Linked DNA regions of Homo sapiens: region 2 is linked to region 1. A link is a contact called in ENCODE Hi-C or POLR2A ChIA-PET data. All regions are on one chromosome and are shown on one strand. Each heading gives the region's core, a stretch centred on a gene start or an enhancer-like site at or near the end of the contact. The rest is flanking DNA. Distances are from core to core; before and after follow the strand shown.

Region 1 (2,700 bases), core at 190-2,689:
GTGCCCAGGTCTGGGCAGCCCCAGCCCTGGTTCCCACGCTCTTCACCCCTCTCCATGCATCCGTCTTTTCCATGCCTCCTGCTGCCACCCTGGTCACACTCTCCTCTCTCTGACCTGGACTTCCAGCTGCCCTCCCTGCCATCTCTGCTCCCCCAGGCCACCCTCTGCATGGGGCAAGCCCAGTGAGGGACAATGAGCGTAAACATACGTGCCCTGGTGTTGATGATGCATAGAATTAGGAAGGGCGATGAAGATTCCTCTTCCAAGCGTGTCCCTTGAACAAGGAATTGCACCTCACCCTGGTCATGAATGTGTAGCAAGGCAATGGGTGCCAAGTCCCCTGGGATTCAGCTGCAACCCAGGCCAGCTGTGTGCCCTTGGGCAAGTCACGCCTCTCTCTGAGTCTCAGTTCCCCCTAGGACATTAAGGGGGATGAGTGTGGGGGCTTTCAGTAGCTTTGTTCAGTTTGCATCCTCTACATCTATGCCTTAGTTGTCTGCATTTTCCTGGCTCCAACCTGCTTCTAAGCGGGTATCTGGGAACAGAAAGAAAGAGGAGAGGAAGGAGGGGTCCTCACTCCTGATAAGCTGCAGTGGCAGCATCAGCCTTCAGGGCAAGGGGGCATCTGGCGGGGCAGTGGTCTCAGGAAGACATGAGGGGAAGCCCCCCCATCCGCCTGCATCCCATGGCTCCCCCGAGCTCTTGGCTCCTGGGCAGAGGGGTTTCCTGGCTGCTTTCTTGTGCCTTCCACCTTTGAGGATGAATTCTTTCTCCACCTTTAAGCACATTGACAAGATTAATGCCATAATCGGGAGGGGCTGCCATGGAGGCTCAGGGGTCTCTGAGCAATAACTCCTAATTCAGAAATTTATCTAGGGCAGCAAAGACAAGGGCACTCCCCACCAGGACCGGCCCTGCCGGGAAGGAGAGGAGCAGGTCTGCAGGCTCACCGCCCGCCGAAACATCCGCTTTGCACATGCCTAATTATAACTTGGGTTGCTACAAACGGAAATGGACTAAACCCATTAAATCTATTTTTTCTCCCGTGGTGGGAGGGAGTATGGATTTCTTAAAGATAGAGAATTTAAATTAAGCTTTAAAACTGTGACTGAGCGAGATTTAATACTGACAATTAGCCTGGACAAACAGTTAATCGTCCTGGCGGGGTAATTTATATACGTTCCATGTGCCCACGAGGCAGACAGCACACTGCACTGCAAATTAGTGCAAGGAAAGAGGCTTCGCTCCTCCTCGAGCTGCAGCCTGGGGGGGCGGGGGCTGTTTAGAGCTTCCCATCCCAGTGGCCTGACGTGGCAGGAGCAGGGTGGGCTGTCCCATTTTACGGGGTCTGCCTGGCAGACAGCCACCCAGATGTCTCAGACCCTGGTCCCTGGAATGGGAGTGGTCAGTGCAGCTGTTTCAGGGCTTGGAAAGGGAAAATCTTGCCTCTTCCTTCCAGGGAGGACATGGCGTAGTAGGCGGAGCTCAGAATTCTTGGAGGGTTTATTTTCTTTTATTTTTAAGTTTATTTTTATTTTTTATTTTTTCTCACTCTGTCTCCCAGGCTGGAGGGCAGTGGCATGATCTCAGCTCACTGCAGCCTCTGCCTCCTAGGTTCCAGCGATTCTCGTGCCTCATCCTCCCGAGTAGCTGAAACTACAGGTGCATGCCACCACACCCAGCTAATTTTTTGTGTTTTTAGTAGAGATGAGGTTTCGCTATGTTGTCCAGGCTGATCTTGAACTCCTGACCTCAAATGATCCGCCTGCCTCTGCCTCCCAAAGTGTTGGGATTACAGGCGTGAGCCACCATGCCTGGCCTTATTTATATTTTTAATTTTTCTGGGTACGTGGTTGGTGTGCATATTTGTGGGGTACATGAGATGTTTGATACAGGCATGCAATAGGAAATACACACGCCATGGAGAGTGGGGTATCCATCCCCTCAAGCATTTATCTTTTGAGTGACAAACAATCCAATGACACTCTTTAAGTTATTTTAAAATGTACAATTAAGTTATTGTTGGCTATAGTCACCCTATTGTGCTATCAAATAGTAGGTCTTATTCAATTTTTCTTTTTTCTTTTTTGGCACCCATTCTGGCTGCTCTGGCCCTGGAGACCTGAGTGGGCTGAGCACTCACTTCTCCACTCTGAATGTCAGTCTCCTTGTCTGTAAAATGGGCTGAATGAGCTTGGTGCTCACTTCTCCACTCTGAATGTCAGTCTCCTTGTCTGTAAAATGGGCTGAATGAGCTTGGTGCTCACTTCTCCACTCTGAATGTCAGTCTCCTTGTCTGTAAAATGGGCTGAATGAGCTTGGTGCTCACTTCTCCACTCTGAATGTCAGTCTCCTTGTCTGTAAAATGGGCTGAATGAGCTTGGTGCTCACTTCTCCACTCTGAATCTCAGTCTCCTTTTCTGCAAAATGGGAAGCACTTGCTCATCAGAGTTCTTGGGATGGGTTGGACGCCAGGTGGAAGCGTCTATCTCAGAGCCTCAATGGATCCTGTTTGCTCATCACCTGGTTCCTCCTAAATGGAGAGCTCCCTTATGCTCTCAGAAGCCCCATGTGCCTGGTCCTCAGAGAGTGCCCATGAATGGGGGCTAAACAACTGACTTTCAGTGTTTATAATAGCTGCTGTATGCTTCCCAGACAACAGCCTTCTCTACCTGGAATAGATGCGTCCATTCGTGGCAA
Region 2 (2,700 bases), core at 119-2,618, 180 kb before region 1:
GACTTTGCTGACCTTGATTTCTAATGTTATTTATGTTTACAGGATCAGAAAATCCAATGCTGGATTTTCATTTGTAGTAGCGACATGAACTTGTCTTTTAAAAATCAATGTTATTATTATTATTTTTTTCTTTTGAGACAGAGTCTCCCTTTGTCACCTAGGCTGGAGGGCAGTGGCAGGATCTCAGCTCACTTCAACCTCCACCTCCCAGGTTCAAGTGATTCTTGTGGCTCAGCCTCCCAAGTAGCTGGGACTACAGGCGAGCACCACCACACCTGGCTAATTTTTGTATTTTTGGTAGAGACGGGGTTTGGCCGTATTAACCAGGCTGGTCTTGAACCCCTGACCTCAAGTGATCCACCTGCCTTGGCCTCCCAAAGTGCTGGGATTATAGGCCACCATACCCAGACTGAAAATAAACGTTACTTCAAAAGTGAGTAGGTTCATGGTCAGGAGGGGTGGCTCATACCTGTAATCCCAGCACTTTGGGAGACTGAGGTAGGCGGATTGCTTTTGAGCCCAGGAGTTTGAGACCAGCCTGGGGAACATGGTGAAACTTGTCTCTACAAAAAAAACAAAACAAAACAAAACAAAAACTAGGTGGGCATGGCGGTATGCACCTGTAGTCCCAGGTACTTTGGAGGCTGAGGTGGGAGGATCACTTGAGCTCAGAGGCAGAGGCTGCAGTGAGCCGTGATTGCACCACTGCACTCCAGCCTGGGTGACACAGCAAGACCCTGTCTCAAAAAATAAAAAGCCCTACATGGGTAGGTATTTTTGTCCATTTGGTTTACTACCTATGTCTAACGCCAGAGTGATGCCTGGCACATATATTAGGTCCTCAATAAAAATGTGTTGAATAAATGACTATACCTAATACATACACACACAATATTATACATCATAGTCCAGGGTGGGCACAACGCTGGCAAAAATCACCAAGCTGGAGGGCCAATGCCTGAGAAACCCAGCCCAGGGGCTGCCGGACAGATCCGAGGCGGACACCCAGCCTCACTGCTCGTTCACTCTGACTTTGGCCAATTTCTTACCTTCTCTACACCTCAGCTTCCTCATCTGAAAAACGGGGTTGCTGGGAGAGTGCAATGCGCTGTTGTGCAACACACTCAACGAAGCTCAGCTACTGTCATTATTACCATCCTCAGCCACTGCAGGGAGGACCACAGAGGGGAGCTAAATGCAAATAAGGGCTTGGGAGAGCCCTGTGATGCAGCTTTTTGGGGGAGGCTGGGCACCCCGGCCTGAGGCTGGCAGGGGTGTGGCTCTGTGTTCAGCACCCATGATGGGAAGTGACAGTGTCCTGCCTTTGCTCCGTGCTGTGCCGTTCACAAACTTGCTTTCACATCCCTTTTTCTCACCTGATCTGCCCACAGCCTGGCGGGGCCGGCAGAGCTAAAACTGTGAATTGCATTTGACGGGGGAGAACACCTGAGGTGGAGGAGAGGTTAAGGGGCTCGTCTGAGTTCACACAGCAGGTCAGTGCCGGAGCATGGATTGGTGAGTTGGGAATCACCATGGCCTCGTGGTCTCAAATAAAACATCCCTTTGCTTGTGTGTGGGTTTGTGAAGCTGCCTGCCCGGTAACCTCCCCTGGGCTAGGTCTGCAGAATGAGGTTCCACTGGGGCACTTCAGCTGCCTCATTCTGCAGAGTTCTTGCTCCGGATTCTGAAGCATCTGCAAAGGAGACACGTCGCCTGGGTCTTGAGAAGACAGAACTGTTTGCCCCACGCTGGGAACTACTGGGGAAGGGGAAGGGCACATGAGGCTTGGCCAGAGTGCCTGGAGGCTGGCTTAGGGCCAGCTGCATGATCCTTGCATGAAGGAGGAGGAACGGCCCTCTTCATATGCCATCACCTAAGGCCACCTCCCATCCTCTGCCTGGGACACTGGCTCCTGGAAAATGCTCTTTCCTCCTGGTGCCACAGCCCCAGCGAGCTCGACGCAGCTCCCCTTCCACAGACACAGAACTCTCCAAACTCCCAGTGGTTTGGGAAGAACAGCCACCACATCCCAAGCCCAGCACCACCTTTTGGGATGTGATATGTCAAAGTAGTAAGATGATGAAGTGTCCTGTGCCGGCCCATCAGAGCCTTAGCGACAGATATGGGCCCAGAGTGCCTTGGAGAGCCAGAGCCTCTGCAGTGACGTGGAATTTATTATACTTTCCATCCATCGCTTGGCAGCCTTCTCCCAGCTCTTTTCTCTTGAAAAATGGTTCCTGCCAATCTTGCTGTTTACTTAAGTGGTTATTAAGTATTTTTCCCGCTGCTGGTCTGGGTACTTCTTGATAAACATTATCTATTTAAGAAGAACTTTTAGGGAGAGCTCCACTCTGCCCCTACACACACACACACACACACACACACACACACACACACACACACACGTGTATGCACACACACGTATGTGCATACAGACGCACATGCGCGTGTACACACACACACACACACACACACACACACAGAGTCTGGGCATGAGAGTCCGGGTCCCAAAGCTTCCTCCCCAAGCCGGCTGGGGTCAGGCCACCACCGAATGTATCACTTGACCTGACGTGACAGCCTGGTTTCCTCTTCGCCCCTCTGGCCAGCCTCCTCTGGGCATTGGAGGTGGCTCCAGCTTTGAGCTGCACGCAGCTACCAGTTGTGCCTCCCAAGGCATCCCAGGGCCACTCTGCTAAGAGC

The links. Hi-C counts contacts between places; a loop is a spot of excess contacts on that map. ChIA-PET counts read pairs that join two places held with the same protein, here RNA polymerase II (POLR2A). Pooled maps may share reads with other maps.
Region 2: a pooled map shows a loop between it and region 1 (2.9-fold over the local background). The contact joins two enhancer-like sites. A Hi-C loop is called at or near these places in 1 of 50 pooled maps. POLR2A ChIA-PET finds 5 or more read pairs at or near these places in 4 of 52 experiments (SK-N-SH, WTC11 and activated T-cell).

Annotation. Positions count from the first base shown.
Region 1 is chr17:77,689,055-77,691,754 of GRCh38, reverse strand. No RefSeq gene overlaps it. Among named protein-coding and RNA genes, the nearest start is that of LINC01987, 38 kb to the left of the region's middle. RefSeq lists enhancers at 1-307, 308-1,187. Within about 2 kb of position 1,439, at least 4 of the 41 ENCODE cell types and tissues checked have a DNase peak (open chromatin) inside an H3K27ac peak, as active enhancers do.
Region 2 is chr17:77,868,464-77,871,163 of GRCh38, reverse strand. No RefSeq gene overlaps it. Among named protein-coding and RNA genes, the nearest start is that of LINC01973, 14 kb to the left of the region's middle. RefSeq lists an enhancer at 1,493-1,582. Within about 2 kb of position 1,368, at least 8 of the 41 ENCODE cell types and tissues checked have a DNase peak (open chromatin) inside an H3K27ac peak, as active enhancers do.